Linked DNA regions of Homo sapiens: region 2 is linked to region 1. The links are chromatin contacts, found by Hi-C or POLR2A ChIA-PET in ENCODE. All regions are on one chromosome and are shown on one strand. The core of a region is the stretch at or near the end of the contact, and the rest is flanking DNA. Distances in the headings are between cores, read along the strand shown. Region 1 holds the start of FKBP6 (FKBP prolyl isomerase family member 6 (inactive)). Region 2 has its middle 38 kb from the start of FZD9.

Region 1 (5,589 bases), core at 1,524-4,023:
AAAGACAGTGCCTGTGACTGCTGACGGGGTCAGAAGCCCTGCATCTACGGGACAGGGTTAAGTGAAAGGCTACAAAGAGGAGGCAAGACTTAAGTGGTGAGGACAGTGGCCATACATCCCAGTTTGCCTGGGACTGTCTCAGTTTAAACCCGATGTCATGGGTAACCCCTCCAGTGAACAGCCCCTTTTACTCTCACCTGTGCTGGGCTGGACAATCAATTATTCAGTCACCCTAGTTATGAGCTACCAATGCCTGCCTTGCTGGAAACCAAACGATGAAAAGCAAGTGTTCACTGTCTCACAGGGAGAACTAGGCAAAGGATGACTGAAAAATCAGTTCAAACCACTAATCCTTAAACTCACAGCCTTACCTTGCCCAGCACATTTATCTACACATGAGAGCCATTACTAAGACAAACACAGACTAGGAAGCAGAGGAACTCCGCCGCCACCGCACAGGAGCCGCGGGGGTACCCTGGAGAGGACGATCAGCCTCAGGGCAGGCCATCTAGAAGAATTACCAATAACACCAACCCATTCGTCTCTCTATAAAGTGCTGACATCTGTGCTCTGGAACTTACAGCTGAGAGAGCACAAAACTTGTCTGACTCAGCACAGTCCAGGAAGTCAAGCAGCTCAATCTCAAACAGGACAGTGGTGTTTGGGGGGATCAAGGGAGGGCAGCCCAGCGTTCCATAGGCGTAGTTCGGTTTGAACAGAAACCTGGCCAGCTCTCCTCTCCGCATGCTCAGAAGGCCCAGCTCCATGCCCCACAGTGTAATATCTGTAAGAATGGACAAAGAAGGTGGGTGAAGCTTGCTCAGTATCCTGCTCAGTGCTATCAGTTTCTTCCCCCTCTAAGTCAGCAGTACTCTGGCCTCCATGTCTCCCTCACACAGTTCCCTCTTCCTGCAATGTCTTCCTCCTGAGCCTGTGCCCAGCTTCTACTGATATAAATTTTATTCAAACTTCCAGGCTCAGTTCAAATGCCCCCACTTCCAGGAAGCCTTCCCTGAACCTCCCAGCTAGAATTAATCATGCCTTCATTAAGCACACCCACAACACTGCTTTCACCTCCCAGGCACTCATCCGATTCTACCAAGTGAGCTGAGTGCAGGTCAGTCTCCTCCACTACATTGTGAGGTCCTTAAGGGTGGAGATGTTCTAATCTTCTGAGTACATCCTCTCTTTTCACCATGTATTGTGGGAAGTAAGTATTCGATTGAGTTTTACTTAATAAATGAACAAAGAAACATTCCCAGTGGTTAGTTAAGTCAGAGTGCAAAGATTATACCTTGCCCGTTAAGCCATCTCCCAAATGCCTAGGTCTCAAGGGGAGAGAACATGGCTGTGTTACCAAAACCCAGCCTCAGCAAAGCCAACTCAAAGAACCTGCGCTCTGAGCAGTCTTCCCAGCCTGAGGCATCGTGCCTCATCTAGCCCCTAAACAATTCCTTCTTCTCCAGCTCCCACTCTGAACCTACCCTCTCCAAGTTTCATTAGCCGAGGAGTTTTCCTAAAGTAATTAGAATCGAAGGGTCTGTCCATGTGTTCCAGGTATCCCGAGTATTTCACTAGGATAGAAGAAAGAATGTAAGGAAAATGGACCAAAAACACCCACGCCACCATAATATCGAGTCTCTCATGATCACACAGAAACAATGTGAACAGATGAGCTTAAGCTGCCCGACACCCCGAGGTACAGGAATAAATCTTCTCTCTGCATTTTGGGTGCCGGCCCTTTGGCTCAGAGGTTCAAGAGCTTTGCGGAAGCATCACACAAAGGGGACATAGGAGTCCCTAGCTTTCGTCTTAAAAAAACTAATTCAGGCCGGAAGCAGCGGCTCATGCTTGTAATCCCAGCTACTGGGGAGGCTGAGGTGGGAGGCTCACTTGGGTCCAGGAGTCTGAGACCAGCCTGGGCAACATAGAGTCCCCCATATCTACAAAAATATTAAAAATTAGCCGGGCATGGTGGATCGCGCCTGTAAATCCCTTATTTGGGAGGCTGAGGCAGGAGAATCACGAGCCCAGGAGGTGGAGGCTGCAGTGAGCTATGATCGCACCACTGCACTCCAGCCTGGGCAACTGAGCAAGACCCCGTTTCAAAAACAAAAAACAAAAATCCACTTCAAACAAAGCATTTCCAACCCCATTAAGTGCTTTTTGAAAATGAGGCCTCTCTCTTCCCAACAGAGTGCGATGACATGGATCCTGAGGACAAACCGCCCCAGGGCGTACCTAGCACCGAAGCATCAGGCGCCACTAGGTCTCCAGCTCCTTCTCGGATGACGTCCTTCAGCACGCCCCGGTCCCCCGAGATGTCCAGCATCCTCTGACTTAACCGCTCGTACAGGGACTGATGGAGAATGAAAGCCAGGCCTCAGAGCCGCAGACCCACCCGGCCACCCCTCAGCGTCTACGCCCCCGAAACGTCTGGGCCCTCACCTGGCCGGGGGCGTCGTCCCCTTCCAGGACTCCCTGGTTTAACGCGCTTCCCCCCATGTCCTAGCTGCCCTCCCTGTGGCGTGAGCCTTCGGCCTGGTGCGCCCCGCTGCCCTCCCTGGCTGTGACTCTGGTGGGGTTCCGAAGGCCCCTTTATGCCCGGCAGACCCCTACCGACGGCGGCATTCCATTCTGGGGCCACGAGGAGGCACTCATCGTTTCGTTCCAACCGCCGCCAACGGCCCTGGCCCTCGCGAGCTCTGGAACTACAGAGGCCACGCGGTGAGGTGCGAGGTATGATCCGTAATGGGAGCGCACGAAACATGATGGGACACGTAACGGGACCACGCAGGGCACGTTGGGTACGTGCAGGGGCGCGAGGTGGCGGCACGTAATGGGAGCGCGCAGAGCATGATGGGGCACGCGCGGTAGCGCGAGGCGGGGCATGTAACCATAGCGTGCGGGTCATGATGAGGCACGGACGTGGGGGGTTAGGTGGGGCACGTAATTGGAGCTCGCGGGGCAGGATGGGGCATCTAACTGGAGCGACAGAGAGCACGATGGGGCACTTACAGGGGCCGGAGGCTGGGTACGTAACGAGAGCGAGCGGGAAATGATGGGGCACCTAACGAGCACGCAGAGCATGATGGGGCACGGGTGCGAGGTGGGGCGCACAGTGGGAGCGCGTGGGGCATGATGAGACACATGGCGAGGCCATCAGGGCACAGGGGAAGCACTTTTGGAACACGTGAGTGACAGGGCTGCCGCCCTTGAAGGAGCCCTCGGAGTGGCTGCGTGGTGGGGCACGTGGGGCAGGTTCAGGAAAAAGGATGCAGCATGTGATTGCAGGGCAACCTGGTGAGGACACGAGAGCCACCTGCCACCAGCAGGGTTCAGGGCTCCCAGCTGTGGGTTACTTCCACCTTCTTTCACTTTCTCTCTTCCATTGTGTTCTAGAGAATTTAGGCCCAGACAAGACACTGATTGATTGATTGATTGATTGATTGACAGAGGCTCGTTCTGAGCCCAGGCTGGAGTTCAGTGATGGATCTCAGCTCACTGCAGCCGCCACTCCCTGGGCTCAAGAGATCCTCTTGCCTCAGCCTCCCGAGTAGCTGGGATTACAGAACTGCACCACCAGGCCCAGCTAATTTATTTTTTAGTTTTTAATTTGCTGGAAAGATGGTTTGTAGCTTTGTTGCTAGGCTGGTCTTGAACTCCTGGCTTCAAGTGATCCTCCAGTCTTGGCCTCCCAAAGTGCTGGGATTATAGGCGTAAGCTACAGCCAACTTTCAATACTGCCCCATTGGGGGTTAAGTTTCCAACACATGAAATTAGGAGGATACATTCAAACCACAGCAGTATATTATGACCATAATATTCATTAACTGTATAACAGGACAGGCGCGGTGGCTCACACCTGTAATCCCAGCACTTTGGGAGGCCAAAGCCGGTGGATCGCTCCAGGTCAGGAGTTTGAGACCAGCCTGCCCCACATGATGAAACCCCATCTCTACTAAAATTACAAAGAATTAGCCGGGCATGGTGGCAGGCGCCTGTAACCCCAGCTACTTGGGAGGCTGAGGCAGGAGAATCACTTGAACCCGGGAGGCGGAGGTTGCAATGAGCCAGATTGCGCCACTGCACTCCAGCCTGGGTAACAAGAGCAAAACTCTGTCTCAGAAAACAAACAAAACCTGTATAACAGAGTGTCATTGAATTTCTAAACGTTGAAAGACTTCACATTAAAAAAAAAACTCACAATTCAATATTATTGAGTGAAAGTAACCAGACACAAAAGAGTACATTCTATATGATGCTGTTTATGTGAAATTCAAAAACAGTCCACATGACAACATGGTAATAAGGACAGTGGCTGTCCTTGTTAGGAGTTATGACTGGGAGGAGGCAGGAGGGAGCTTTCTGGAATCACTCTACATCTTGTTCTTGAGAGTGGGTGTATATACATCAAGTGTTTATCAAGCTGTGTGGTTAAGATTTGCACACTTGTATATGTTATACCTTGATTTAAAAAATCTAAGTAAATAAGGATACCTTTGAATATCTTAAAAAAAAAAAAAAAAGAGGCCAGGCTTGGTGGCTCACACCTATAATCCCAGCACTTTGGGAGGCTGAGGTAGGAGGATTGCTTGAGGCCGGGAGTTCAAAACCAGCCCAGGCAACAAAGCGAGACCCCTGTCTCTACTAAAATAAATAAAACAATAAAATGAAAAAAAATAGAGAGATTGAATCATCATCTGCCAGTTTGTATTAGAAAAAAAGAGAGAGAGAGGGAAGGCTGGGTGCAGTAAGGCTCACGCCTGTAATCCCAGCACTTTGGGAGGCCAAGGTGGGAGGATTGCTTGAGCCCAGAAGTTGAAGACCAGCCTGGGCAACAAAGCAAGACCCGGTATCTAAAAAAATTTTTTAAATATTAGCTTGGCATGGTGGCATGCACCTGTAGTCCCAGCTACTCAGGCAGCTGAGGTAGGAGGATGGCTTGAGCCTAGGAGTTGGAGGCTACAGTGAGCTATGACCACGCCACTGCACTCCAGCCTGGGCAACAGAGCAACAAGCTGTCTTTCCCCACCCCCCAGCCCCCCCGCCCAAAAAAAGGAGAGTAAGAGCAAGAGTTTGAGATTCAGAAAGAACTGTTTCCCAGCACCTATCTGCTCCTGTTGGGGTCATGAGGTGTGGACGGTGTACCCAGTCCCTCTGTTTCTGCCCCTCCTCCACAGTGGCCAAGGCCAGCACCTGAATGTTATCAGAGCAGGCCCAACAAAGGCTGCCTCCCCAGTCCCGTGATGTAACCCAGTTTCCACCTGATTCTGGTGACCTTGGGGACACAGGGGTGTTGCTGGGAAAGGGGAGGAGAGAAGGGGCAGAGACCAGGCAGTGGTGCAGGCGTCCAGCTGCATTTCCCACTTCTGACTCTGTGCCTGCTGTTCCCTGCTGGGAAGAAGGAAAGCCAGTGATGCTGGCTTGAGGCTGTAGTGGGAGGCCCAGCGGATTGTGAGAAGCCAGGTATTCCAATGTCGGGCTCCCCCGGGGGCTGCTGGTGCTGCTTCTGTCTCATTGACAAGCTTTCATAGGGGAGCAGGTGGGAGATCAGGGTAGAGGCCTTGTAGGTTCCAGGCTCTCTAG
Region 2 (5,780 bases), core at 1,147-3,646, 68 kb before region 1:
AAAGCAACAACAAAAACTCAACCATCTGACCATCACCTGGTGGCTGCCTGACATTCCTGGTTGTGGGGGTCTTGCCCTGCTCCTGTGTGACTAGCTCCCTACTGTAACAGAAGGCCTTCTCAACAAGGCTGCATAGCAGGGTGAGGCAGGGAGGGAGGCCAGAGAGAGGCTGTGCAGGCCAGGACCTGAGTTCTCTGTCCAAGTGAACACGAGTGTGGGGCCAGGTGTATTTATAACACAGGCCCGAACAAATGGGACCATGCCTCACATAAATCAGGCTATTTCCTTGGCAGGGGTAAAAATAGCCACATGGCATCCTGCACATGGCTGTGCGTGGAGCAGAGATGGCCCAGCCAACCCTGCACCCGCCCCCCACCCCCAACAAGGCCCCACCCGCTGGTCAAGCCCCATTTGCCCATCTGGACCAGGTTTCTTCTCCTCTCTCCTCCTCCCCCTTCTCCTCTTCCCCCTCCCCCTCCCCTCCCCCCGCCTCCTCCTCACTCTTCCCCTCCCCTTTCCCCTACTCCTCCTCCCTCTCCCACTCCCCTTCTCCTCCTCCCTCTCCCCTCCTCCTCCCCCTTCTCCTTCTCCTCCCCCTTCTCCTTCTCCTCCCCCTTCTCCTTTTCTTCCCCCTTCTCTTCCTCCAGCACCAGGCTTACTGCCTGCCCTGCGTCTCCCAAGACGGGTGCTGCCTCCCAAACTGAGCTGCTGGAGAAGAGGGGCCCGGTAGAGACGGCTGACTTGGGCTGGCTCAGGCCAGCTGCAGAGGAGACAGGACAGATCCCTGGGCAAAGTCAAGATGGAGAAACAGTCAGAGGCGGCAGCGGTTGCGGACTGTGAGGCGGAGAGACTTCAGTTGAAAGCCCCTAAAAAGCATCCGAGTGCGCTATTCGCTCCTCTGTGATCTGACAGCAGGTGAAACTGAGGCGGAAGGGAAGGGAGGAGCTCAGGGTGACCTGGAACCAGGGTTGAGCTGGGAGGAGACCCCTCTGCCGGTGTAGCCTGGGGTCTGCAGCAGGGTCATTTGGGGAGGCTCCTTATGATAAAGGCTCCAGGGCCTGCTTTGAGCCCCCCAAGACATAGACTCTCTGGGGTTGGGGCCAGAGCTACATTTTATTTTTTTAATTGATCATTTTATATTTATTTGTATTTTTTAAGAGACAGGGTCTTGCTCTGTTGCCCAGGCTGGAGTGCAGTGGTGTGATCATGGCTCACTGCAGCCTTGACCTCCTGGGCTCAAGCGATTCACCCACCTCAGCCTCCGCGGTAGCTGGGCCCACAGGTGCACATGCTGCCATGTTTAGCTAATTTTTAATTTTTTTGTAGAGACAGAGTCTTGCTATATTGCCCAGGCTGGTCTTGAACTCCTGGCCTCAAGCAATCCTCCTGCCTCAGCCTCCTGAGTAGCTGGGATTACAGGCATGAGCCACTGCATCTGGTGCAGAGCTGCATTTTTTTTTTTTTTAGACAGAGTTTTGCTCTTGTTGCCCATGCTGGAGTGCAATGGCATGATCTTGGCTCACTGCAACCTCTGCCTCCCGGGTTCAAGCAATTCTCCTGCCTCAGCCTCCTGAGTAGCTGGGGCTACAGGCATGTGCCACCATGCCTGGCTAATTTTTTTGTATTTTTAGTAAAGACGGGGTTTCACCATGTTGGCCAGGCTGGTCTTGAACTCCCAATCTCAGGTGATCCACCCGCCTCAGCCTCCCAAAGTGCTGAGATTACAGGCATGAGCTACCGTGCCTGGCCCCAGAGCTACATTTTAAACAACTCCCCATCCCCGTGCAGCTCCAAGAGCCACTGTCCCTGCCTTAAGTATCCCAGGCCCTCCCGACCTCCACTCTGATGCAGCCCCCACCAGAAGACTGGCGCCTTGGGAGGTGGGAGGCAGGACAGGGTCAAGGTGTCCCTCTGTGCCCTCCCTGCCATCCCTTCCCCTTGGGCCAGCCAGTTTTCCAGCTGTCTCTAGGTCAACAACCGTGGGAAAAAGTGACCGGGTGGAAAAGCAACCTATTTGGGGCATGATCACACTCTGCCCTGGTCACCCAGTTCTCCCGTGTCCCAGCCTCTCTCTGAAGGATCCATTCCTGGTTGGGGGTGCAGGGATGCAACCTTCCTAGGGATCAGGCCCCGGGTCAGGTCTGGGAAGGGCCGGTAGGGAAGGACCTGCTAGGGGCCATTCATAAGCACATTCATTCAATCCACACAACACGTGTTTGCAGCAGCTATTATTATCTCTGTTTTTACACACTGGAATTTGAACTGGGGTCTCTCCAACCACAACCCAGGGTCTAGATCACAGTGGAAAACTCCAAATTCCTTTTGTGTCCAAGCTCAGGACTGTCACACAGCTGCCTCCAGCGTCTCTCTCCCATAATGTCCAGGGTGTGGGCGTCCAGCCTCGGCCCAACCAGCGGGTGGCAAGGTGCCCTCTCCACCCTCTCTGGAGTCCTGGAGTCCGGCCCTCTTCCAGGGCAGTGGCCTCTGCCTGGCAGAACATCACCATGCCCTGGGCGCTGAGGGTAGAGGCTCTCGTCCTGGCAGAGGCTGCAGGCACGTAATTCATTTAATTGGACTTCAGCGGTGGTTCTGGCCACACCACACCCCAGGAGACCTCGGAGGAGTTACTCTTCTCTGAGCTTCCTTTGTGTAACTGTCAGAGCCGTTTGAACCAGAGTGACTCCACCTTGAAGAGCAGCTGGGTAAAATGAGGCTGACACTGGCTGGGCTGCATTCCCAGGCGGTTAAGGCATTCTAAGTCACAGGATGGGATAGGAGGTCGGCAAGTCCGATATCACAAGATACAGGTCCAAAGACTTTGCTGATGAGGCAGGATGCAATAAAGAAGCTGGCCAAAACCCACCAAAACCAAGATGGCGACTAAAGTGACCTCTGGCCACCCTCACTGCTCATTAATGGTAATTAAAATATATTAGCATGGCGTATAGGCACAGTGGCTCACTCCTGTAATCCCAGCACTTTAGGAGGCTGAGGCAGGTGGATCACGAGGTCAGGAGTTCAAGACTAGCCTGGCCAATATGGTGAAACCCCATCTCTACCAAAAATACAAAAATTAGCCGGGCGTGGTGGCACGCGTCTGTAGTCACAGCTACTCGGGAGGCTGAGGCAGAAGAATCGCTTGAACCCAGGAGGTGGAGATTGTAGTGAGCCGAGATCGTGCCACTGCACTCCAGCCTGGGTGACAGAGCGAGACTCCGTCTCAAAAACAAAATATATATATACACACACACACAGATATATTAGCATACAAAAGACACTCCCAACCAGCCCCATGACAGTTTACAAATGCCATGGCAATGTCCAGAAATTACACTATATGGTCTAAAAGGGGGAGGAACCGTCATTTCTGGGAATGGCCTGCCCGTGTCCTGGAAAAGTCATGAATAATCCACACCTTGTTTAGCATATGATCAAGAAATAACCATAAAAATAGCCAGTCGGCAGCCCTGGGGTTTGCTCTGCCTATGGAATAGCCATTCTGTATTAGTCTGTTTTCACACTGCTGATAAAGACATACCCAAGACTCGGTAATTTATAAAGAAAAAGAGGTTTAATGGACTCACAGTTCCACGTGGCTGGGGAGGCCTCACAATCATGGTGGAAGGTGGAAGCCATGTCTTACATGGTGGCAGGCAAGAGAGCACTTGTGTAGAGAAACTCCCCTTTATAAAACCATCAGACTTGTAAGACTTATTCACTATCATGATAACAGCATGGGAAAGACCCACCCCCATGAGTCAATTACCTCCCACCGAGTCCCTCCCAGCACATGCGGGAATTGTGGGAGTTACAATTCAAGATGAGATATGGGTGGGGACACAGACAAACCACATCACATTTTTTTATTCCTTTACTTCTCTAATAAACTTGCTTTCATTTGCTGGACTTGCTCCAATTCTTTCTTGTGCAAGGTCCAAGAACCCTCTCTTGGGCTCTGGATCTGGACCCCTTTCTGGTAACACAAACAACACTTGATGAGCACAGAACCCACAGACAGGCCCCTCTTATCCAGTTCTAAACTGGGAATTCTCTCATTCATTCTACAGGCATTCATGGAGGACCTCTTATGGGAAAGGCGTTATTCCTGGGTTGGGGGTAGAGCAGGGGACAGGACAGGCAAGGTCCCTGTACACCTGGCACTTACATTCTAGAGAACATCAATGCTGGGCACAGTGTCTCACGCCTGTAATCCCAGCACTTTGGGAGGCCGAGGAGGATGGATCACCTGAGGTCAAGAGTTCAAGACCAGCCTGGCCAACATAGTGAAACCCCATCTCTACTAAAAATACAAAAATTAGCTGGGCGTGGTGGCGTGCACCTGTAATCCCAGCTGCTTGGGAGGCTGAGGCTGCAGAATCACTTGAACCCGGGAGGCTGAGGTTGCAGTGAGCTGAGATAGTGCCACTGCACTCCAGCCTGGGTGACAGAGTGAGACTCTGTCTCAAAAAACAAAAAACAAAAAAACCAAAAGGACCCGCCCTGACCTTCTCCCCAGATTGTTTCCTTTGGGACCACAATTGACAACCTCCCAAACGCTTATGCAACTGGAAGAAGGGCTTGGGATTCAGCAGAGAACACAGATATCTCCTTCTGCCTGACGTGGCTCAGTTTTTATATTTCTGTTTATACAATCTGTTCACAAGTAGACATTTGACAGTTGTTTACCTTCTGCTTGCTTCCCATTAGCATCATGTTGGGAACGTGACTTAGGTCTGTCGGTTCCCCAAGAAGCAAAACCCCTAGTCCAGCCCCAATGGGAAGAGAGGGATCTATAGTAGCAAGGCCCCGTGTCTGTATGCAAACAGGACAGAGCTCCTTTCAGCTCTGCGGGGGCCAGCATGCTGACTTAGAAAAGCAGGTAAGAGGTCGGGCGCAGTGGCTCATGCCTGTAATCCCAGCACTTTGGGAGGCCAAGATGAGTGGATCACAAGGTCAGGAGATCGAGACCATCCTGGCTAACATGGTGAAATCCCATCTCTACTAAAAATACAAAAAAATTAGCCGGGCGTGGTGGTGGGCGCCTGTGGTCCCAGCTACTCGGGAGGCTGAGGCAGGAGAATGGTATGAACCCGGGAGGCAGAGCTTCTAGTGAGCCAAGATCGCGCCACTGCACTCCAGCCTGGGCGACACAGCGAGACTCCATCTCAAAAAAAAAAAAAAGCACGTAAGAGTGTGGTGTCCAGTTAACAGTCCTGTCCCGATGACTGACTGTCTTCGGCAATTGGTCTGAGCTATAAGTGGATCAAAAAGTAATAAAAGAAAGGTTAGGTGTGGTGGCTCCCATCTGTAATCCCAGCACTTTGGGAGACTAAGGTGGGAGGATCACTTGAGTCCAGGAGTTTGAGACCAATTTGGGCATCATAGTGAGACCCTGTCTCTACACACACACACACACACACACACACACACACACACACACACACACACACACACAGGCCCCCACCCCCCACAAAATTAGCCAGGTGTGGTGGCGCATGCTTGTGGTCCCAGCTACTTGGGAGGCTGAGGCAGGAGGACCGCTTGAGCCCAGGAGGTTGAGGCTGCAGTGAGCTTTGAGTGCACCACTGCACTCCAGCCTGGGTAATAGAAGGAGACCCTGTCTCTTAAAAAGAAAAAGAAGAAAAAAAAATTTATAAGAGACAGCTGAAAATGCTGGAAAATCTAGTCATCTGGGCTCTTCCAGTAAAAGGGCAGATAGTATTAAATCTGAAAAACCAGAGCGAATCTTTACATTAAGAAAATCTTGGGACATATTAACA

The links. Hi-C counts contacts between places; a loop is a spot of excess contacts on that map. ChIA-PET counts read pairs that join two places held with the same protein, here RNA polymerase II (POLR2A). Pooled maps may share reads with other maps.
Region 2: a loop to region 1 is called in a map of mammary epithelial cell, with 5 times the contacts of the local background. The contact joins the enhancer-like site here to the promoter of FKBP6 in region 1. A Hi-C loop is called at or near these places in 5 of 168 maps with a recorded cell type or tissue (GM23248, adrenal gland, mammary epithelial cell and 2 more) and 1 of 50 pooled maps. POLR2A ChIA-PET finds 5 or more read pairs at or near these places in 8 of 52 experiments (Caco-2, H1, HEK293T and 5 more).

Annotation. Positions count from the first base shown.
Region 1 is chr7:73,325,345-73,330,933 of GRCh38, reverse strand. It overlaps FKBP6 (FKBP prolyl isomerase family member 6 (inactive)), which reads right to left and starts at 2,773. Exons shown (of 9, transcript NM_003602.5): 1 at 2,449-2,773; 2 at 2,242-2,359; 3 at 1,485-1,574; 4 at 582-784. The coding sequence starts at 2,505. TRIM50 (tripartite motif containing 50) reads left to right here and starts at 2,852. Exons shown (of 7, transcript NM_178125.3): 1 at 2,852-3,034.
Region 2 is chr7:73,392,592-73,398,371 of GRCh38, reverse strand. No RefSeq gene overlaps it. Among named protein-coding and RNA genes, the nearest start is that of FZD9, 38 kb to the left of the region's middle. RefSeq lists enhancers at 1,983-2,483, 2,484-2,984. Within about 2 kb of position 2,396, at least 4 of the 41 ENCODE cell types and tissues checked have a DNase peak (open chromatin) inside an H3K27ac peak, as active enhancers do; they include psoas muscle, where a contact is called at or near this core.